3 separate regions of the Homo sapiens genome follow, and all the other regions are linked to region 2. The links are chromatin loops, found by intact Hi-C in ENCODE. Cell type or tissue: CD14-positive monocyte. All regions are shown on one strand.

Evidence for each region. Peaks named below come from ENCODE experiments on the same cell type or tissue, not always from the same donor. Only the 100,000 strongest peaks of a DNase experiment are listed, where the experiment ranks them.
Region 1: it touches region 2 in a loop (2.0-fold over the local background); 6 of 110 quality-filtered maps call a loop at or near these places.
Region 3: it touches region 2 in a loop (2.7-fold over the local background); 5 of 110 quality-filtered maps call a loop at or near these places.

The regions. Positions count from the first base shown.
Region 1 is chr6:6,491,825-6,499,824 of GRCh38, reverse strand. The region is part of intron 3 of LY86-AS1 (LY86 antisense RNA 1); the gene reads left to right. Among named protein-coding and RNA genes, the nearest start is that of LY86, 93 kb to the left of the region's middle. In CD14-positive monocyte, CTCF peaks have their summits at 4,803 and 4,907; DNase peaks (open chromatin) are centred at 3,784 and 4,914.
Region 2 is chr6:6,329,146-6,337,145 of GRCh38, reverse strand. LOC124901253 (a long non-coding RNA gene) reads right to left here. Exons shown (of 2, transcript XR_007059428.1): 2 at 6,979-7,393. Among named protein-coding and RNA genes, the nearest start is that of F13A1, 12 kb to the right of the region's middle. RefSeq lists an enhancer at 5,285-5,334. In CD14-positive monocyte, no CTCF peak of the experiment used is centred here; a DNase peak (open chromatin) is centred at 3,425; H3K4me3 peaks cover 1,349 bases; H3K27ac peaks cover 2,897 bases.
Region 3 is chr6:6,392,269-6,400,268 of GRCh38, reverse strand. All of the region lies in intron 4 of LY86-AS1 (LY86 antisense RNA 1), which reads left to right. Among named protein-coding and RNA genes, the nearest start is that of F13A1, 76 kb to the right of the region's middle. RefSeq lists enhancers at 7,468-7,667, 7,798-7,967. In CD14-positive monocyte, no CTCF peak of the experiment used is centred here; DNase peaks (open chromatin) are centred at 4,278 and 7,308; H3K4me3 peaks cover 3,786 bases; H3K27ac peaks cover 5,580 bases.

The sequences.
Region 1 (8,000 bases), 160 kb before region 2:
GCTTCCATATTCAAGAAATGCATTGAAGTCTCCCATCTACAAAAGACCTTCATTGCTCCCAATTTCTTCACTGCTACAGATTTATTTATTTATGAACGTCCATACAGTTATTTAAGTGGAACCTCTGCCACAGGGAGTGGCACATGCATGTGCTATTCTACCTTATTCGCACTAGACACATGCCCACCTCCACAGTGCTGTTTTTAAAAATGGGATTTTTTTGTTGTTGAATGTGTTCTCATCTCTTATCTGTATTCCTACTACTTAACGTAATATTTCTGGAGACAAGAATAGGCTCTTGTTGAAGGAAAGAAAAAAGGAAAAGAAAGAAAGAAGGAAAGAAAGGAAGAAAGAAAACAAAGAGAAATAAAGCAGATTTAAATGAAAGCAAACAAATGAAGTAAATTGAGATAATAACAAGCAGTGCCACTCTCTCTTAAGTATGTATGATGAGCAGTTAAAAATAGTCAAGTTATTAATCCCTTTGAAAGACCTTGGCCTCATTGACCACCTTACCATGTGCCACACGTATTAAATGAACAGCTCCCAAGAGAAACCGGTTCTAAATATGTTAGCATGTTCTTGCCAGCAGGGTTCCTGGCACACTGGGGATACCTGCTCCAGAGTGTCTGTGGGAGAACTCAGACACATCATTCCCCCTCCGGCTGTTGAGGGCCTATTGATGAAAAGATGATACAACACAGACACTGCAAGTGTTTAAGACTCAAGTTTAAAAAACACACTTGCTACTTCATTTATTTTCTTCCCATGAAACTAATTGAGACCCTAAAACTCTATTACCATGAGGATAGAAAACTTAATGTCAGTCGCTGTCGTAATCTTCTCCTTACTAGGGCTCCAACAGACTCATGGAGCCCAAAATGTGGAGAGAAGCCAGATTACCCACATTAGAAATGCTGGCATCTTCATTGTACTTGAGGTCCAACAGATCTTTGCTGTGCCTAATGTCCAAAGAGGAAATTCAGGGCTTTGATACCATCTCTCTTTGAAGTCCAGTTACATTGTTGAGGCCCTGCATTGGAGTGGTAAGGGGGTCTCCCCTTCTTGAGAGGTCGAGGGACCTTTTACCTCTCTCTAAAGCACCCTATTGAGGTATTTTGGTGTAATCTCTTTAATTGTTGGAGGCTTTGGTAAATATCAAAGCTAAATCAATAGACCACTTCTACCTTCTGCCCTTCTTTGAGGCCATGAATCCAGAAGAGACCATCTGCCTCAATAGGAGTGGGGGCAGTGAGTGGGAGTGGAGGATAAAGGGGAGGAAGAGGGCAAATATCAGAAGAAGTAAAATCAGTTAATGTTTCAAAAATACTACTATGCCATAGTATGTACATTTAACCACAAAGGGCTACCTCACGGGCTATATGGGTGAATACGAAATGGCACCCAGGCCAGGATGAGTTGAAGTGGGTTAAGGTGAGTGGGAACAGGGGAGGGGTGGGAAAGATTTTTCTGGAGAGTTACCACTGAATTTATGACAGAACTTCTTGGAGAATTTGAGGAGATGAAAATAGCCTGTAGCTGTGGTGAATGCTTATTAGCTATGCCCACTCCACAGCCATGCCCCTCCCATAGCCACGCTCCCTCCCCCAGCACTTTGTCAAAGGCCTTTAGCCAAAGGCATGAGGTGCTGCATTCCTGAGGACTCCTGAGCCCAGACTGATGCTCCTGGAGGCCATGTGAATGTGAAGAATGCTCATCTTGTGTGGAGATTTTACTAATCTTTATAGGGAGCAGGACAAATATCTCCTGGAAAGTTCATGGCTACAAACATCAGTGCCTGTGGCATTCATACCATTGCCACAGAGCAGCCTCAGGATGCTGCCAGCTGATCTCACACATATTCCAAGGAACTCCAGTTTCAGGAGGAGACCGGCGCGGTCCCATTTGGATCCAGCTATGACATCTATTCACTTAAAAGCCATAAAGATTCATTTTGCCAAGGAAAAAGTATGGAAGAGGATTATGGACATTGACTCAAGCAGATACTCAAACCAAACCCATGGACCCGCTGGGCTGCATAGCTGGCGCTACCATGAACAAACACTGCTGCATGTGGCGCGGGCCCTGCCGCAGCCGTGGTCAGCTCCCTCTTATGTGCCCATGAGAAACAAAGTGCTGGGGGCCTGCTGGGTCCCACAAGAACTGGAAAGTCACCTGGCAGCTTTTCTGTCAGGCATATCTTCAGCCTTCTTCCCCCAAAGACTGGCTCCTCTGCTCATCGCTTGAGGCCACCAGCCTCAAGTCTGCATGACTTTGTCTTGACTCCCACTAGTAACGGACACAATCTTTCAGTGAGAGACCCAATTTCCTATGAGAGAGAATCTGATTTCCCAAGATTTAGTCGTGTCCACCATGCCCATAAAGCTGCTTCCTGGAAGAGATGAGTGTATTGATAAAAGCACAGTGGTCTGATTATGTCCCTCAGCCAAAGCTGCAGATGCGGGCAGATGATTTTACAAAAGCATGAAGGCTCCAAGACAATAATTAATGATTAACCACTTCAGTATCCTATTCTATTCATCCACAGCTAGTCGTTGATGTCACTAGTGCGGATACTGTAACAATCGTGTCTCATCTCAGGGCATGCTACATTTGATTTCAAAATTTTCAATATTTTCTATTTCTGATTTCAGGTGTGGTGCCACATTTACATGATGAGATAAATAGAAGATTACTTTACAGAATTATTTTAGAATGTTTCACATGGTTTTCAATAACTAAGGAACACCGTGATATCATCATTAGTGTTTGCTACATCAAGTGAAGGCATAGGCAGTAACACACATGCCTCGTCCAAAAAGAAATCAAAAGGGCTATTATTCTTCATGGGCCCATTTAATTTCCACTTTAACTTCTCCCAAAGACAACAATCAGCAATTTTATCACCTACTGGAGAAAGGTATTCCAGGGCCTCAGGGCTCATCAAAATGAATGTGTTTTCTATAACATCTAGTAGTTATTGACTCCTATACGCTAAGACATGTCGATAAACACAGGCCACCATTTTCTCTGTGCTATTTTAACTACTACCATTTTTGCATTTCAGCACAAGAGCTGCTCTTAGTCAGAAAATGCCAGATGGTACTGAGGAATCAGACTCATACTATTCCAGAGCAATGTCATCTGCAGAAGAGAGCCAGTAGCTAATTGACAGAGGTGCCCTTGTTGTTTTTATGGAAGTCAAGATGTCCTACTTCTATCACTAGACCTGTCCTTCTATAATTGGCTTGGGTCTCAAGCTCTCTTTGGAACTTTATTCTAGGTAGGATCTTGCCTCTTCAATTCTGTCTTCCGATATAACTCTACAGTTCCTTCTTCTTCTTCAAATGGTTTTTCTTTACTTCTCTAGCTTTGAGAAATCCATCCTTCTCTTCCTCAAAGTTATTTTAGTTTTTCTTTTCTTCACCAATCTTTGGGTAACTATTGTTTGTTATTAGAAATATCTTTTTAAAAAATGTATCTATTTTCTATCTTTACAGCCAACTGATATTTCCAGACAGCTAAATATTTTGCTTCTTTCTCTCCACTTTGGAGCTTCCATGGTGGTTTTCCCTTAGTGGGTGTCTAATTAATAGTTGTTGGTGAAGAGATTGCTGTCCTGAGACTTGCTGTATCCTGATCAGATCAGAAGAACAGTCCTATAGGGCATGATAAAATCAGGAATTAAATAGTGAAGTTTAGCCCAAACCAAGACACCATACGGTATCTTGGAGTAGATTTCCCCAGAAAATTGTTAGTTACTCAATAATTCACAGTTACAGAATGAGTCACAGAAGATATGGCCAGGAAATTCTTTTTTACATGTCATTCCAAAGTTAGCTTGTGAGTGCGGCCCAAGTCCAGTGATTTCCAATTATCTGTCTTTGGATGGATTTGCTATCACAGAGTCATGTATGAAATATTTGATTTCTGCATCCACCTTTCCAGGTCGGAATATCATAGCAATATGTGGAAATTTAGCAAAACAGAGGTAATTCTTTTTAAATTTTTTTTTATTTTTTAGAAATGTACTGGGGCAACTGTAACAGAAGTGATTCTGATAATCGTTTGAGAATGATTGTTCTAGGATAGTAGTTTTCAAAGTGTGGTTCCCAGACCGGTGCATCAATATCACCTGAGAGCTTGTTAGAAATGTAAAGTCTAGGGCCTAAAACGACTAACCAGAAACTCAGGGGTGGCCCAGCAGGTGTTCTCTGCTCCAGATGATTCTGAAACATGTGAGAATCACTGTTCTAGGGACATCTTATCATTATAAGAATCTATTATTTGTAGGGAAACTTTTTGGATAAAAATTTGTCTGATTGTTTACAAATATGTGACACTGCCAACAATTTGCGATCTTCTCATTTAACAGATTTTTTACTAAGTGTTCCTATATGCCAGATATTATGCTAGGAAATAGCATAATAGGAATAGAATGATTTATGGAAATGAAGAGACAAGTAAGTCTCAATATTCTGCCTTAAGGAGGCCTTAGACTCAAATGGGATATGCCATGTGAACAAATATGATTCGGTGCTATAAAATGTATGTATAAAAGGTTAATTCTGTTATGACAGATGTGGTCCAAGGAAGACTTTTGGGTTCTGCCCCAGTTCTGAACCCTGAGAATTACATGTAGAAGTTAGATAGGTGTTGAAATACCCACTTAAGACTTTAAACGACTTAAGCAAGTTTGAAGAATGAAACTTGGAACTTCTGGCCTTTGCAGTCCTCCTGTCCATGTGAAGACCTGCGGTTTACTGCAAGAGAGTAACTGAGTCTGCAGAGTGAATATTCACCTAGCCAGAGGTGTGACTACAGCCGGCCTCCCCATGGCAAGTGCAAAACAGCCCAGAAGAAGGAGGTCCCATGAAACCATGAGCTCTAGCATGGCTGTCCACCGGAGCAAGGGGGCGCCCTAATGCTGTATATTCTTGCCTTGTACCTCAGGAGCACTGAGTTAGGGGAGAAAGAGGTATTCCCTCCTGGGAATGACGTCTAAGTCCTTCCTCTTTAAGGAAAACACGTGGAACTAAGTAGTTAAGTGCCCTCTACCAAAAGCCAGGAGTTTGTAGGCAGATGAGCAGAAGGAGGGAGCATTTCATGTGGAGGGAAGGGCACAAGCAAAGATCCTGGGGCCTCAAATAACAAGGAAAATTTATAGAAGGTTGGTGTGGGGTTTGGTTGTTTAATTTTTCAGTTTTTATCTTCAGTTAGGGTCAGCAGACTAAATTACTTTAAACATTAGAAAAGGAATTTCACTGATTTTAAAACAGAAAAATGGGGCCGGACGCAGTGGCTCATGCCTGTAATCCCAGTACTTTGGGAGGCCGAGGCAGGTGGATCATTTGACATCAGGAGTTTGAGACCAGCCTGGCCAACATACTGAAACCACCCTGTCTCTACTAAAAATACAAAAAATAGCTGGGCGGGAGTGGCATGCGCCTGTAACCCCAACTACTCAGGAGGATGAGGCAGGAGACTTGCTTGAACCTGGCAGGCGGAAGTTGTGGTGAGCCGAGATCACACCACTGCACTCCATTCTGGGTGACAGAGTGAGATCTTGTCTCAAAAAAAAAAAAAAAAAAAAAAACCAACCAAACAAAAATAAACAAAAAACAAAAACAGAGAAAAAATTGAAAAGATATACTTGACCAGTAATTAGAGACTATAATAAAAGAAAATGAAATCATATTATAGGGTTTTATATTTACTTTATTTACATTTTATATTATTTACTTATAGCTGTACATTATTTATATTTATATCTTTTATTAAGAACTGGAAAAATATGGAAATGCATTCTCTACAATGTTAACAATGAGTACTTTGAAATGTGAATCTGTTGTTAGTATTATTATTATAATTTCAGAGAGAGGGTCTTGCTGGTTGCCCAGGCTGGAGTACAGTGGCACTACCATAGCGCACTGTAGCCTTGAACTCCTGGGTTCAAGCTATCCTCCTGCTTCAGCCTCTAAGTAGTTTGGACTATAGGCGAAATTATCGACAGCTTGAATCTTCTTTGCTTTGTGATTTTCCTTGTTTTTTCAGTTTTGGGAAGTGGCCATGTATTGCTTATACAATTAGGAAAAAAATGACAGTAGATCTTATTTATGAGGCAGAGCTGCACACTTGTCCAATGAATGGCCATGGATGATCTGTTCATTTTGCCTGTCTTAGTCATCAGTCTGGATGATGATACAAACACAAATGGCTGTGGCCATCATTAGTCGTCGTGAAATGGATGTAGCAGTTATGATTTGAGGAGGTTCATTTGCTGAATATACAGCCAATCTCAGCCTTTATTACCACTTTATCTTTTTTTGTAAATTTGTTTTTTTAATTAAAGAAATAGATTCAATTTGAAAATTGAGTTCTAAACAAAGTAGTTTTATCAACTATTTCTAAACATTCTATTGACTATTTTGGAATTGTTAAAAACAACATATTTCCTTTTTAAAGGTTCTTTGGCAAGAAAGTGGTTTAAATTCTTTATTTATTCTCCTTTTATGGATCGATTTACTTTTATATAGTTCATGAAAACAATCTAAATGTTTTTGTTTGTTTGTTTTGCTGAAATGCATCATAAAAGTGAAATCTCTAGTGGCAAACCTCGAATAAGTATTTTCCCCTTCTATCCTGCCCTTGCTTGTATTTTCTGAATTCATTTCTTTTTTTTCCAGAAATTTGGGGGATGCATGCAACTTTTCCCTTGTCTGAAGTGATAACTCTGCATTCATTCTTGACCACCATTAATCATGCATAGCTGTGCTCACTGAGGCAATGTTTTTGAGCCAATGGATGAACAAGATCTCATTAGCACTGGTTTCCATGGTTTATCGCTCATGGCCAATGTCACACAGAATTTTCAACCAGGATGGGAACGCCCAGCAGCTGGATGTCCAGCTGCCAATTCATCAATTTGAGAAGTGAGTCTGTTTCCGTCTAAGTTGTTGCATGCAAGGCATGGGGGGCTGATTCTGTGCCCACAGTGACTTCCTCCACCGTTTCTTTTCCAACCTCCGCCAACCCTGGTCATTGTCATCATCATCTCAGGCACATCACACACCCAGAAAGGCAATTCACAAACCACATGTTGGGTGAGATTTCCTCCAAAAGAATGGCAGGGGCAGGGGGCATAGAGACCCCACTCCTCATGGCAGTTCTACTGGGACTGGGGCAAACATGAAGAAATCATTACACCCATCTCTTTACCTCCACAATCTCCTTTGGAGATAGCATATCCATCCCTCCGGACAAGGAGGTGGTGAGGCTGGAGTCAATCCTATAGCAAAATGCTTAGACATGTGGGCAGGACCACCCAAGTCCTAGCCTGAAAAAGTTACTGCACCTGGAAGTAGGTCAGACAACCAGACCTAAGCAAGCTCAGTGGGGGATTGCCAAACAGAGCTGGGACGCTTGTATGATACCGAATGAATAGATGAGGGAGCAGCACACCAGGAATGTGCCGTGTAAGTTCAGTTCAGCTCCATCATCACTCTAGGAGGTAGAGACTCTGTTCTCATTTCCCAGAGGAATTAACTGAGAGTCACAGAGACTGAAGAACCCCAGTGAGCTGGGCAGTTATGGCATGCCTGTTTATTTACGTGTGTCTGATTTCGAAGCCACACTCTTCATATAACAGAGAGAGGGTTTGCACGTGTGTGTGTAATGCTTGCGCCTAGGTAAAGTATTAAATGTGTGCAACCTGATTAATATTGGTAACTGCCTCAGGGATTGAATAAAAGGGATTTAATGGAAGCACCATTTATTGAGGTGGGACAGAGTTGAGGAAGTGATAAGGCAAAGTCTAGCACTCAGGGACTTGAAACAGGAGGAAGCAGTTTCCAGTTCCAGGCCTGAAGGAACTGGCAGAGCTCTGGCTGTGGAGACACTGAGACAGGGCTACCACGGAGGCCTGGCAAGGACTGAGTAGGGAAGAGGACACGCTGATCCCACCCTGATCTGACCTCTTTCTCCTCCGGTCTCCTGCCAGT
Region 2 (8,000 bases):
ATAACTTTCAGAATCATGTCACCTGTTTAAATTAAAGGGAACTTTAACCAAGTAGGCGGGTTGTTAACTCGAGGCATTGTTATAAATCCTGATTTTACGTAATTATTTTTGAGCCTTTTATTTTTGTGTGGGTCGATGGGAAGAATGGCTGTTAGCCTATCTGCATAAGGTCTATGTTGTCTGCATATTATCCTTTCTTAACTTAAATCTAATTTTTATATACAACATACAAGACATGAATTGTATTTGTTTAATTTAAATTTTCTTTTAAATTTTACTTCCTGTTCAGGTTATTTCTTGTCTCTTGCTCAGAGACTGATGGCTTACTCTCTGTATTTGAACCCCTAGTTCTCTTGGTCTCAACCCTGGATGTGCACTTCCTTTCTTTGTCTGTCTAGTATTTAGGTTTCTAATATGGATCATTCTCGTGGCCACCACACTTCACGCCAAGCTCGACGATAACCATCCCAGATTATAATCCTTGAGCCCAGTGAGGCATTTCAGGTTCTAAAAGTCACCTATACTGACCCATCTTGTCTTCCCCTTAATTATAATGGAAGCCTGAGATCATGTCTTACCCCAACAATGAAGTCTACTGTAATCCAATGAAAATATTGAAAAAAACTTATTGGGAGCACGAACTGGTGGCCTGGGAATAGGACCAGCTCACAGACAAGTTTTATTTAGCCAGACATGTATTTTAGAAAAATCTGAGTGTGTTCAGACAGAACAGGGACTCTCAGGTTTGAGTACGTGTTCCTGACACTCAGGTGTCCTAAATCACACTACATTAACGTTACCTGTTTGTCCCTAAATGTATTTGACATTGTGACAGTGAAGACTGGCTTTGACCATCCAATTATTTTAGGTTACCCCTATTGTGATTTTATTTTTTTTTAAGAAAATGCATCCTTCTATCATTTCTAAACTGAGATTTTGTGGGTGCTATGATGTCCTATCTGCTTAACATATTTGACATTGTTTTATTCTTGGTGATGATCCAAAGGCAAACATGAGTGACTAGAAGTAAGACCTCTGCAGTATCCTGAAGGTATGAGCAGCTCTAACACACTGAAGACTGTGACCATGATGAGCTACTATTTGAGACTCTGGTGAATATGCTTCTGGGTGGATTTAGGCAGTCCTTTGTGGCATGAATGTTCCTTCCATCTTTTTAAAGGACAATGCAAAATGTATTCCTTTATATTTGATTATTTTGGTGTTTTATTAGTTATGATCAGGCTTGGTTACAAGCGATTAAAAAACAAGAATAACAGTGCTCCTTAAAAAGTGATCAAATGTTTATTTAACTCTCACTTAAGAGGCTGAGGAGGTGATCCAGGGCTGGAATGAGCTCAGGCTCCTTCTGATTGGCTGCTTCATACACCATCCTTAAGGCTTTCCCGATGTGATCCACATGGCTGCTTTAGCTCCAGCCATCACGTTCACATTCCAGCCAGAAGAAAGGAAAATAAGTCAAGAAAGGGCACATCCCCACCTTCTAAGGACTCATGCCAGAAATTTCACACACACATATCTCCATTTATACCCCTTTCTCTACAGTTTAGTCATCTGGCCATAACCACACACAAGAAAAGTTGGAAAGTAGGATTCTTCTTGCAGACAAGTGCATAGCTAAATACTGGAGGTTCAATTATTATAGAAGAAAAAGAAAATGGATATCGAGGAGCAGCTAATCTCTAATTTCAATATACATAACAGAATCATTATTTCAATAACTTAATTTTTCATCGTTTATGTAACCATCACAAAGATATTTGTTTTCTGCCCAGAAAAAATAAATGCACATACCCGAACACACCCAACATGTCTGAATTCAAAGGTGAAAAAGCCCTAGCTCCCAGATGTATTATTTACTTTAATAATATCTATGATTATTATAAATGAAAAACCTTTGCTATGGATGTTTTAAATGCTAAAATATTTTACACTGAGTGCCTATGGCCATTTTAGTTTACTGGAATAATCTAATATATGATGGATTTATATGTCAAATTTTTCCATGAGAAATGACTATAAGTGCAGCAAATAAGCAATTCTGAAAAAAAAAATGAGAAAGGATGGCCCAACACATGAGCTTCTCATGGAAAATTAATTAGGTGCTCACGGCTCCCTAGACCTCCTGGGAGCCACCCCAAGAGGAGTTTCAGAGAGCCAAAGAAATGGCATAAATAAACCATGGTGAGCCACCTGCAGAATTAGAGAGGTGGCTAAAAGGTTATGTGCCATCAAAGAGCTGGTCAAGAAGCCTGAAGGAAGGCCATCTCTGATGGAAGATAGAAGTTGGCAGCTGACTGCTGTGGCCAAAGCAGCTGCCGACAGATGGTGAGAACAGAGAGTTGTCCTGCAAAGCTTCAGTGTGGTGTCTGGGGAGCACTGATATGGAGCCTTTTTAAGCGCTTGCTGGAAAAAGAGGTGACCCCGCTCAGCTGTTTGGGGCCACGAGCCTTTAGGATGTTAGCTTTGGCAGCAAAGACCCCATCTGCAGAGTTTCCATTTCGAGACACTCGCAGAGGGCCCAGTGCCTGCATCTGCATTTATCCAAGGGGAGCCTGCAGGGTTCCCTCTACCTGGGGACTTGGAAGCTCTTGCAGAGAGCACTCAATTGTCCTTCCATATGAGGTCAAGGAGAGAACTGTGACCCCTGGTCCTTGATGTCTCCCATGCAGCTTTGGTATCTCCATACAAGCGATAGCTGTCACCCTGTGAATAGCGATGGAACCTGAGGATTGGGCTTCACTCAGGAGCAACTGAACCAACATCTGCTCCTCCAGGAGAAGTTCCTCATCATCAATCTGAGGGATGAGAGAATAAATAGAACATAGAAGGGCTCCTGAGTGCTCAGAAAATAAGGAGAGAACTCTCAAAAGTCATTGGCGAAGTGGAATGAGGCTAGAAGCCCATAATCTCAAAAAATGAAGAAGAAAAAATATGAAAAGAGAGATGACATCAGGGCAAACCCCAAAAATCCAGAAACAAGAGAGTGAATGTACAAACATCAATGGCCAGACCATATATAAAAACAGAACTACAACCCACAGCCTGCAGCAACCTGCCCTGGAGACTATCCCACCTCTATGTAGCCAGCCAAGGAAGCCAGTATGCTACTTATAAGTCAGACTTGTAGAAAGTAAGTTCTTATCTCTCATAACAACTCAGGAAGTCAAGCAATAACTTCTATAACAATTGTCAAAAATGGCCAGGACTTGATCAATAAATTACAGCTTCCTTAATTTTTGTCCATCCTTCCAATTTAGGACCAACTGGAAAAAGCAAAATATACCCCCTAACCAATCAAATGGGATTCCCATTTCTAGTGAGCCACCTCCAGCTTCCTCATGCCAACAGCCTCTAATCAGCGCACACTGGAACCTTCCCTTTCTGCCACTCTAAAACTTTCCCACTCCTCTGCCTGCCTTTGGATTTCTGCCAAAATGCAAGTGATGGTGACTAACTGTCTTGCAAGCTCTGAATAAATAGTTTTCTGGTTCTCATTTGGTTGGTCTTCATTTATTTCTGCAGAAACTATGCATCAGCTCTCAGTCCAAACATATCATTATTTGTTACCTTATCCTCCTGTCCAGGAAGCCTTCTTCTCCCTTCCCACCTATCCACATCATACACTTTCTTCCAAACCCGACTGCCTCCAAAACCCTACCCCAGATAGCGGCGACTAATCTGACACTTTTGGTCCACAGTGGTTGGTGATTCCTATCACCTCCTGAAGGCCACTGGCATTCTATATCTCTAGAGTGCATTTTGGGGCTTGAATTATTTGTGTTACTGGTTGTCTTACTGTCTAATTCAGATGTGTTTCAATGTCTTCCCACAAAACCCTGAGCATTTACTAAGGTGTCTCTCTCAGCAGTGTTACTCAAAGGGGGTCCACCGAGGCAACGTCAGCATTCCCTTGGGATGTTTCAGAAATGCTTATGAACTGGACCCTGCTCCCAATCTGTCTAATCAGAAAGCCTCTAGAGGATTGTGGTACACATTGGTTTTTTTTTTGAGAGGCCCTGCAGCCTCTGGCATGAATCAGTTCATAGGTCCTAGGAAGTATTCAGTGAATACTCACAGAACAGAATTGATTACTTCCTTTAAATGAACCAAAGCTTCAAATAGAAGCACTGCCTTTTGTTTCAAGGACTGAACACATGAAACTGAATGAAATTTCTCTGGCCTGAGAACAAAAGTAAAAAACATATTGAAACACAGCTCCTCCCAACACATTCAGCCATCACACACTTAGACACTTCAAAGAATAGAGATTTTTATGGCGTGTGAAGAGTGAGTTAAGTACTAGCAAATTCTCAGATTAACAATAGTGCCGAAGAAGCTGCCTACTAGATGGTAGTTTTTTTTTTTTTTTTTTAAAAAAAAAAGGAAGCTAATGACCATGGAGAGGGCTGGTTCCTAACCAGGAGCTGCATCAAAAGCCAGACACTCAGATGCATGAAGAAGTCTCAGGTACCTGGGAGGGAAGGGAGTGTAACGCAGTCAGGAAATGGAGTAGTGCCAAGTATCAAGGCAAAACTGCCTGCAACAAAGTATTTTTCTTTCTCCCCAAGTGTGGCTGTGTATGCAAAACCTGGGCTCTGTTAACAGTTGGAGCCAATTGGAGAAGTGAAGCATGTAAAATTATGTTGAGGGGGAGTCTTGCATGCGGTTTGTGCAGGGTGTGCAGCTATAATCACTACTGAAAGAAAATTAGCTGCCCTAGTCAGATCCTGGATACCTCTAATAGCTTCGGTTTAAGGAAGTAAGGCCAGATGACTGGGTTTTTTTTTTTTTCTTATTATTTTTCAGAAAACACACGAAGTTGGCAAGAGAAAGGACATCTGAAATTCATGAAAATGATCGCGGCACTGGCCTTGCATGTAGACCCCTGGCAACCAGCAACTCTGCAAACACTGTCACTTTCCCATCACTGTGTTTTCTAAGTTGTCTGTGGGGCTCTTCAGTAATGGGGGCTGCAAAGAGTTTGAGGACAGACAGTGAGTCACTTGCTGGCTTTGCTACAGCATCCAGAGACGATCTGAAACAAAGTCCAGGCTGCTGCTGCTAAGTGAGAAGAAAGATAGCCTTTGGGGTCAGCAGGCCCCTTATCATAAACTACTAAATAAGCATGTTTCATACAAACAACAGCCTTCATTTTAAACAGGCCTTACCTCCACTGCACAGACTCCATATGCTTCTTAAGAATCAAACTTAAACTGGAAGATAAAGTCTGAGGTTTGGGATTGGCAGTGTTGTGTATGCTGTCTCGCTGATGTGAAATACTGATAATAAATCCAAAGAAAAGCAAGTATATTTAGTCCAAGAATACCTTCATTTCCTTTCTAAAAACAAAACATGATTAAAATCCCACACAAAGAGGTGAGCCTGCCTGTAGACCGGAAGGCTGGTAAATACATTAACGACACCTTAAAATCTGAGTCTTACCATGCCTTGGCAATTAGACCAGACAGTATAGAATGAAGAACTAAAAGCCGCTTATGGGCCCCTGGGCCACAGATTTCATAAAAAATTAATGCTGAGTGAAATAGAAACCATCTGAACTACAGCTGGCAAACATGTGCAGGGCTTTGATCGCCAAGGCCCAGCAACAAAGAGCATTTTCGGTTATTGTTTGTTCGACTGGGACTTTCTTCTGTCATATTTCCTGCCTATGCTGAAAGGCATTTTGAGACTAGAGAAGAAGTGGTGGGAAGTGAGGGTTGAAATAAAGATGGTAGTTGGCTGTTGTATTTAGAATAAATGGGCAGTTCTAACCTGCTATGGTTAACAACCCTGGTCCAGAGAACATGAGTAAGGGTCCACAGGCAGAGCCACTGCGAGGCACTCGTGAGATAGAAGAACCAAGGGGCAAGGTGTCCAAGACGGATGTTCAATGTTGCTCTTCCCTTCACCGAGAAGCTTAGGGGCTGACCGTAAGTCTTTTGCGGGAAAGGACCTCTCTCTTGCTCCCTGCAAATCCCTTGCAGCACATAACAGAGTCCCTGACCCGTATGAGGGTCCCATAAAAACTATTCTGTTGACAGACCAGAGTGGTAGAGTCACCCCACCTACAGGGGTGGTCTCCAATAGGTACCAGCTAGCTGCCACATTCTAATGTCCCCATCCCCTGCACCAGAAGACCTGTGCCTACACTGCTCAGAGGGTGAGGAGAAATCCAATCATATCTTCCAGGAGCACCATGGGCCCAGCTCTAAGAGAGATCTTGGAATGTGTAGATTTGAAGGGAAATTTTGAGTAAGAGAAAGATAGGAGTTTGGAGAAGGTGTACTTTAGCCAAGACAATGGACTTGGTTTTAAAAATGTCTGTTTGAGTCTGAAATCCGTAATGTGCCAGGTGTGTGATTATGAGCAAGCCCCTTTGCCTCTCCAAGCCTCAGTTCCCTTGTATGAATAAAGCATTTTAGGGAGCACAAATCATTCTTTACACTTGCAGTTATTTAGTGCTCCCTTTTATGTGGCTCTCAGCCTCAGAAGCCAAAGTTTAAGTGAGTGGCTGACTGTTTAAGATAAAGGTGAAATAAAAACCAGTGGTGCATATACAATTCACTAAAAACTTTTACTTTCTTTTTTTGTCAGCAACCCTATTGCTTTCACTGACATAAGAGATTCCACTGACTTTAATTCATTAATTAACTTGTATTTTTGTACATATATTATATGCCAGATTAGGTCCACAAGGAACATATTTGTTATAGGAGGAAAACACAGAATATTTTGAAGTCTATTAAATCGTGGAAACAGACTTGTTGACGAAATTCCAAAACACTAGCTTTTAATATAGTTTCCCCTTCTTGACTGCAGGCCTTAAAGATAGATACAATTTCCTACTCATCACAAAGTCTGTCAATAATAGATAGATAAATATTACCATATTAATTATATTGCTATATATTACAGCATACTCAATATTAGTGTTGTATTATTATTATAAACAGCAGGTTAGATAAATATTTATTTGATGAATGTGTCTCAGTTATCTATTGCGATGTAACACACTATCCCAAATATTAGTGGATTAAAATAACAGCCACTTTGTTTCATTGCTCACAATTTTATGATTTTGGCAGGGCTCAGCAGGGCAGTTTCTCTCTGCTCCATGCACCATCAGCTGCAGCTCCTTGACTGGGGCCAGAGGATCCACTTGCCAGGTGGCACACTCGCGTCCTCACTCGTGCTGCAGGTTGGCAGAGATGGCTGATGCCTGGGCTCCGGTAGGATTATGAGGCAGCTGGACTCCTCTCCCTCCCTGCACATTCTCATGTCCCCACCGCTCCATGTGGCCTCTCTGTATGGTTTCTCCATGTTAGCTGGACTCCAGGAGTGTAGCTAGACTTCTTAATGTTGGTTAAGGGTTCTAAAAGCATGAAAAGGCAGCTGTTAGGACATCATATAGCTTAGGTGGAGAACTGGCATAGGGCCACTTCCACTGCACCCTGTTGGTTGAAGCCAGATTCACTGTGGAAGGGGACTACACATGGCTGGGAATACCGGGAGGCATGGATGGTTGATCCATCCTTGGAAACTAGCTAATCCCAAATGAATAAATGAACACAATCATTAAAGAACCCTTCAGGTTTGAGGGTGAATGTTTAAGAAAGTACTACATAAAGCCATACCTAGCTATAATATGTGTGTGTGTATATATATATAGCATATATATGTATATAGCAGATATACACACACACACATATATGTGTATATATATGTATTTGTGTATATATATATGTGTGTGTGTGTATACACATATATATATATATATGTAATGGTATCCCAGGAGGTTGCATACAAGGTGAAAATATAGTAGAGACATAGGCCATGTCCAATTCCATAAAACACAATATCACATCATATCACACAGTTAAGCTTATAAAACATTATTGATTCTGTTTCCCAGAACAGAAAGTTTTCATAGGCTTTGTGATCATGAAATCAGATGGAACAATCAGAAGGAGTTTGAATAA
Region 3 (8,000 bases), 63 kb before region 2:
TTTAAAATTATCTGTCCTAGGTTATTGTGAACTGCCTTTGATCCCGCTTCTCAATGAGCATAGGAAAGAATGCATTTGCTAAATCAGTATCCACATACCAAGTTAAAGAGGCTATTTGATCTAGTTCTAAATCTAGTAGAGACATCACATCCAGCACAACAACTGTAATTGGGACTATCATTTGGCTAAGTTTGTGCTATCCCCTCATCAGCTACCATGATCCATCTGGTTTTTGCAAAAACCATATCGTTGAATTAAATGGGAATATGATGAGAACCGCCATCTCTGCATGTTTTAAATCTTTGAGAGAGGTGCTATTCTCAGGTATAATCCCTCAGATGCAACATCACTTCGGATTTATTATCTTTGGTGAGGGAGAGAGAGAGTTTCAGGGACTCCCACTTGGCCTTGCCTACATTTATGGCTCTTACTTCGTAGGTCAGGAAACCAATATGAAGGTGCTGCCAGATGCTATGTGTATCTGTCTCTATTATGCAAGCTAGGACAAAGGACATAGACTCAGGGTGAACTCATGTGAGATGGGCTTTGACCAGGACTCCATTTATCTCCTGACATCTGTGAATCTCAACTCTAACAAGGTGTCAGGATAGTATTAAAGGCTTAATGGCATCTTAACAGTAGCTGTTGATCCATATCCATATCCTTATTCAAAAGCTGTTAAAAGATCTTTCTTCCCTTTCCACAGTTTATATTTACTTTGAAAAACAGCTATCAGTTCTTTGGGGGAAAGACTGGAGTAAGAGCTACTGATAATCCTTCTGTTATGTTGCAGGATCTTACCTCCAGGAGACCCCCCAACCCCTCAGATCTATGGATCTCAGTCTATACCCTCAATATGTATCCCCAGCAGGAACATTGACCTTCTTTGGAAGGAAAGGTATTATTCACCAAAAAAGTTGTAGGTTCTGGAAAATATGGAACAGCAGGAACCTTCTGGTTCCTGGTGAGTAACATCTTTCTTCCCAGAAAAGGGTCAGTACTTCTCACTATGACATGAAGAAACTTGAGCCTGTTCATTGGTCTAGTATCATATTGTAAGACATTTGTAAGGAGAAGCATGTCCATGGTCTCCAGGTAATGAGAGGTTACTTCTCCTCTGACAAGAAAGAAGTAGGCTTTTATGCAAATTCAAGTAAATTTGGGAGATTTAAGGTTCTCAAGTGTATCTACCCAAAGTTCCCCATTCCAGGTCTCAATGTCCTACCTCTTCTATATCAGACCTACACTTTAGTGTAGGTGGTTTATATCTCTAGCACCGTATAACCAAATATTGTGTCTGATTATTCATTACAGTTTGTCTTCCGGCCACAGGAGGTGTGGGTCCTTCTTGTAGACTTCTGTCATTCAAATTAGAGCTTGGAGTGATAGCTGTCATTTTATTCTTTCAGGGCTTCTGTCATTAACAAAGAGAAGCAGTACAATTATCCTTATAATAATAATAGTAATTATTATTATTTTTTGAGACAGAGTCTCACTCCGTCACCCAGGCTGGAGTGCAGTGGGTCAATCTCGGCTCACTGCAACTTCCACCTCCTGAGTTCAAGTGATTCTCCTGCCTCAGCCTCCCGAGTAGCTGGGATTACCTGCATGCGCCACCATGCCTGGCTAATTTTTGTGTTTTTAATAGAGATGAGGTTTCTCCATGTTGGCCAGGCTGGTCTTACCCTCCTGGCCTCAAGTGATTGGCCTGCCTCAGCCTCCCAAAGTGTTGGGATTACAGGCATGAGCCACCATGGCCAGCCATTGTTATAATGATCATTGCCTACATAAACTTCAAGAGCTAGAACTATTACAGAAGGCAATGTATCCCCTTTCATCTCTGCCCATCTCAATCCACCAAAGGTAAGAGTCTCACTATTTGTGATACTGTATGCCACCAGAAATGGGGTACTTGCTGCCATCTGTTTGGTAAGCAAGTGGGTTCCACAATCTCATCATGAAGATCTTCTTAGGACCACTTCTGGGACCATCTGATTTAAGTAAATGTAACAATTACCTTTTGCTGCATTATGAATCATCCCCATAATTAGTGGCTTTGAAAAGTAACCTTTTCTTCAGCTCAAGATTACATAGGTTGACAATTTAGGCAGGGCCTAGTGGGACGGTTCTTCAGGTTTGGGTTGGGTTACCTGTATGTCTATGATTGGCAATGAGTCAGTTGCAGATTAGCTTTGCAGATTTTGGCTAAGTGTTCTCACAGACAGTAACAGAAATGACTCGCACTGGCCCACGTAATGTCTCATTATTCTGCAGGCTAGTCTAGGCTTTTCAACATACAGAGGCTGAGTCCCAAGAGAGCAAGAAGAAGCATGTAACAATCATTTAGGCCTCAGCTCATATCACTTGCCACTGTCGCTTCTGTTGCTTTCCCTAAAGTAAAACAACTCACGAGATCAGCCCAGATTCCAGGAGTGGAGAAATGATCTTCATCTCTTTATGGGAGGAGCTGCAAAGTCACATTGCAAATATAGTGAGGGGGAAATTGCGGTCACTTTTGCCACGAATTTGTCAGAGTTGTATCCTCCCAGAGGCAGATCCGGACAAGGAATTGATCGCAAGCACTTAATATGAGAGGTGATTCTAAGGGGCACCAGTAAGGGTGCAGGTAAGTAAGACAGGGAATGGAGGGGAGTCCACACGAGGCGTGTTCATAAGAAGGTTATCACTGTAGGAAAGTGAACTCAATGCCACTGGATGCCTCTGGGAACCTATACAGAACCTGTGTCAGAATCGCCCATAGGAGGGAAAGGAAACTGAGGCATTTATACACCAGTTCCTCTCTGTCATTGTTTGAGGGCTGCCCCTGCAGGCTTTGACTCCCTAGGACTTCCGGCCCATCTGTAGCTGGCCATGCTTGCTTCGAGAGTCCCAGACGGCTACAGTACAAACCTCCGTGTATAAGGGAGTGGTGAGTGCCAGGGGATAGGGACTGAGCACTAATGACAAGGTGAGAACAGAAAAATGACCACAGGATTTGGCCACCTGATGGTCAGTGAGAACTTGACCAGAGCAGTTTCATTGGAGTGGTGGAAAGAGGTCTGTTTGAAGCAGGTTCAAGAAAGAAGGGAAGGAGAGGTGGAGAAAAAGGATGAAAGTCTTTTTAGTAGATTTCTGCAGTGAAGGAGAGTAGAGAAATGAAATGGGGTGGAATCTGAAAGGGGAGGGAAGGCAAGAGGAGGGTATTTTTTAACAATTGAGAGATACTGTAGGTAAATTGCACACAGACAGGAATGATTTGGCAGAGATGGAAAATGTGCTGCTACGAGAGGGAGAATGGGCAACTCTGGGAGTGTTGCTACTGGGGTGTGGGCAGGTGGTGGTTTAGACAGAGCATGCAGGAGTTCTTCTTGTTACTAAATATGGCATCCTCAAGAAGGCCTTTCCTGATATGCAATATAAGACAGATCTCGTCCACATTACCCTGTCCCATGTTGCTCTTTGTGCTTATCTCTATCTGAAATTATGTTGTTCATTTATTCTTTTATTGGCTTACTGTAATGTGAGCCCCATAAGAGCAAGTATCACCTCAGTCTTATTCAAATGCTTAGTCACATCGCTATCGCTTAGAACTAGACTGGATGTTATGGACACAAATGTTTGTTGAATAAATAATGAACTGATGAATGAATGAAAGAAAATAGCTTACTGGTGCCTTCTTCATATGATGGGATAGTTTTTCTGTAACAGGGTCAATTCTATCAGCCTTGGTCCCTGCCTAAGTGTGAGAGGCGGCAGTCATGTTGTATACCTGAACGACGATGGATCACATCTATATGCACGCTGCAGGGTCAACCACTTCCTTTAATTAGGAAATTTCACTTTTCAAATTGGGATCCTGGCAAAAGCACTTTCAGTGGAGTGATGGTGACAGAAGCCTGTTTGAAGTGGGAGAAAGAAAATGATCAGAAGGCTTTTGCCAACGAATATAGCAGGTCACTCCACTAACCCCACCCAGTTTGCCTTCCCTCTCAAATCCACCTGTTTCTTGATTTATTCCCTAACTCTCCCCAGCATTGTCCTCAACAAATAACTCAAATTCTGGCCTAAGTGAAAATTAATCCATTAATCTAATTGATTGATTGATTGCTTTGGGTTCTTTTTTTTTTTCTTTTTTCTGGTTACTATGTTTATTAGCCTTCCTGAGCAGAAGCAATTCCAATGCCTGTCTCCGAAGGGTAGTGGTACAAAAGGGAGAACCAGTCTCTCCTCCAGCTACGTGCCTGTGAACTCTCTGTGGGCGTGTGACATTACAAAAATAGAAGTGGCAGAGCAGTACTCTCAGCTACTTTGGATTGCAACACAGTGAAACGTAAAATTTGCTTTTGCAGTTGTTCTTTACAAAATGGTTCCCATTTAAATCATGAATGTTTTTCATTGTTTTTTCTTTCTTTTTAAAATCCATATTGGTTACTGAATAACAAGGTCAAGTTTGTTAATTCTGGTGGACTTGGCTGCAAGGTTGGCCAGTACTTACCACTATGTGAGCAGGTGCCCATCCTCCTGTTGAGAGCTTGCCTGCTCAATTACAGGGGCTAAAATGAATAGAATGTTGGAATGATTGACACCTAGTTGTGGACATTATTTTAATTTTCAAGTCCAATATTTTCCTATTTAATTCATGCTCAAAACAGTTCACTGGTGGTTCCGTGGAATTTAGCTTCTGATTTTGGTATATGAATCAGTATTTGCTATCAGTTCAAGATTTGGCACAGTGTTGCTTTTTAATATGATTAGAGTTTATAGTTTAAATCTAAATGTTAGTATTGAAATGAGTTTGCCTAACTAATGTAATAGGCAAATAGCTACTAGCCACATATAAAAGCTTGATTTAATATTTATTACATTCTGGAGATGAATGCTGTTAATTCTTAATTGTGTAGATGTGGATTATAAATATCATCAAATCCTCACTTTTCAGATTTTTGGCAGTAAATTATATTATAAAAACAAAGTTCACAACAAATGAGATACTGGATGTGCATAAAGTCTTGGTGTCCAGTATACATATTTGGAACATTCATATGGTTTGCAAGTGCTTGAATATTGCTTGGTCTAAATAAAGGATAAAGGATGCAGCCTTGTATGGGTAGAGAATATGACCTCGAATTCTAGGTCCAATCCCCTCACTGATAAGCTCTGTGCTCTTGGCCAAGTAATATTCGTAATCTTCCATTCCGAGCAAGCTCCAGTTTGCTCATCATAAAACAAGGCATAATCTAAATAAGTGGCCTTTATACTTTTCAGGATCATTTTGAATTGATGGCAGAAACTGTGTCCTATTCAATTTGTAGCCAATTGTTACAAATGTTATGTAGTTGTTTAATAAAAATATATTGTGTTAAATGAAACTGAAGACACCTTGAAAACTGTAAAGCAATATACACATAGAAATGGAATTGCAAAACGTGTTTAATTGTCTAATCCCTTTCTATTTTTTCCTCCTCCTCTTTATCTGCTTTCTCCTTTTCTACTCCAACCATTTTTCCTCTTCCTCTTCCTCTTCCTCTTCTTCTTCTTCTTGTTATAATAGAGAGTGAAAGAAAGAGCATTTTTTCCAGAGAAGCCTGTGTTTGCTCCCTGATATCCAGTACGAGTGCAATTCATGGCTAATGCAACTCATCCTGCTGGCTTTCTTAATTGTTTACTCCTTCACCCAATCATTTTCACTCACCAAACATTTCTGAGCATCTCTAGGGTACAGGTCTTGCTCTGTGGTTGATGTTAAGAGGTCAAGATGTGGCCCACATCTGTAAGCAGACTTGTTTTGGAGACAGGTGAGGAGAGCTGCTTAACTTTGGTCATGCACCATGGCCTGGCTGTTTAATCACAGAAAGGAAAAGTGAAATAGGAATTACTCTCCCTGACCCACATGTCCACAGCATTAGGAAATCAGGAGAATGGAGTACATTTTTCTCTTTCCATGGCAGTGGGCCTGTTCAGAAAGGCAGGAGAAATGCATAGAAACTTTCTAGATGGCAGAATGCTGTCCTCCTGCAGGGCACATGTGGTTCTGGAGGGGAAGGAGGTGACCAGACATCAGCGGGGGGGAAAAGAATAAATATTTGAGATTGTTTTGTTGATAAGAGACTGAGATGTCATTGAATACTTGTTGAAACACTCTTGGTTTGTTGAGGGTAAAGAGTTTTGACATTTTTTTTTCCAAATATCTACATCCACAGACACACAAATCCACAAATGCTACCAGAGGTACTAAAAGTCTTGTGGAATATGCTGCCCTTGAGATCCTTAAAACTGGGAGAGAGGTGCCAGGGAATGCCACCAAAAGGAAGAAAGAGATGACTTCCTAATGATGAAAATAATAACAATGATGAAAGAAAGAACTGGTAGATATGGTAGATATTGGATAATTCCTATGTGCCAGGGACTGTGCTAACTGCTTAATATGTATTATCTTCTTTAATTCTCAGAACAAGTATGTGAGGAGCACAAAGCTTATAAAGATGAGAAAAATGAGGCAACAAAGTTAAGGAAATTGCCTAAGATTACATAGTTTATGAAGTGAGATTTGAGCCTATCTAATCGACTCCAAAGCCCAGGCATTTAATCATTACATTATACTACATCTAGAGAGGTCTCAGAGACTCCAGCCATTCCAAAATGGAGTCTTTTGGTTACCACGTTACCTATATATTTATGAGATTTGGTTCTGCCACGTGACTGCATCTGCAAACACAAAACCCAAGCTTGTAATAAAGGAGTACTGTAATAACAGAGCATGCGAGGGAAACCAGTGGTGCCTGCAATTCCTTCCCTGCATCTTATTATATAGTAGCCATTGCCAGGACAGTGTCTACCCTCAAGGTGTGCAATTCCACTGAGAAAATAGAATTATTGTGGTCATACTGTGTTGAAAGGCTGCTCAGAGAAAGCAGAGAATGTACACTTTCGAGATGAGTGAGAATTTCATTCATTCATTTGTTCAAGAAATATTTACTGAGGACCTAACATGTGAAAGGTATCTTTCACCTAGTAGTGAAAGATACAGTCTCCACCACGAAGGGATTTACAGAGGGAAACAGATCAGAAAATCCATGCCACGCATGTGCTTGAATAGAGGAAACAGATCAGAAAATCTGTGCCACGCCTGTGCTTGAATAGAGGCATGCTCTGGGTGCCGTCAGCAAGCCAAGGAGGAGCATCAAACTCAGCCTTGAATCCAGGAGACAGGAGGGGGAAAAATAGGTAGCAGTTAGCCAGAAAGACTCAAGGGATATCTGCGGGAATCCCCATGGAGATCTCCCATGGGCAATAGGAGTTTGCCAGTTTTGAAAACCTCTCAGTCATTGGGTGATTTGCAGAACTGAAACAGGATGCTGCAAAGGTGTGAGCTTCAGTCTGCATAGGGCTTCAGTGCAGCTTCAGTCTCCAAAGGGCTTAGGTGAGACCCTCACATTTGGGTAAGACTTGTGGTGGCTTACACACTGTTTTTACACTATCATCTCATGTGATCTCCTTTGGGACAAATGTTATCATCTTCAGTTTACTGATGAGAATGCCACGTGACCTGCCCCTGTTCCCACGGTTCTCATAGGTAGGGCTACAATTCAGACTCTCATCCTGCACTCCAAGGCCCCTTCTCTGTACCACATGACCTCCCTCCAACTGGAGCGAAAGTTTGTCAAGAAGCTCAAGGCTTCTGAAAAGCCCCGAGGACAAAATACGCTATACTGGGTCTGGGTGGCTGCCAGGCATCAGGACCTGAGACAGTTGATGGGAGGCAAGCATGAAGGGCCTGGTGAGGAAGACAGCAGTGGCAGGAACAGGAAGGCAGGGGTGGATTCAGCATCTAAGAGGTCAGAGGGTCAGCCCAAAGATACAGTGACAGGGTTGTGTGGCTTTCATCCTCACTGGAAAAGTTTGAGTTTGTTGCCTCTGTTGGTCCCATGGGTGTTGACAAATCCTCCAGGGCTTATCAACTGTCCCACTGCCCCCACCAGCTAGGTCGGAGTCTCTTCTGA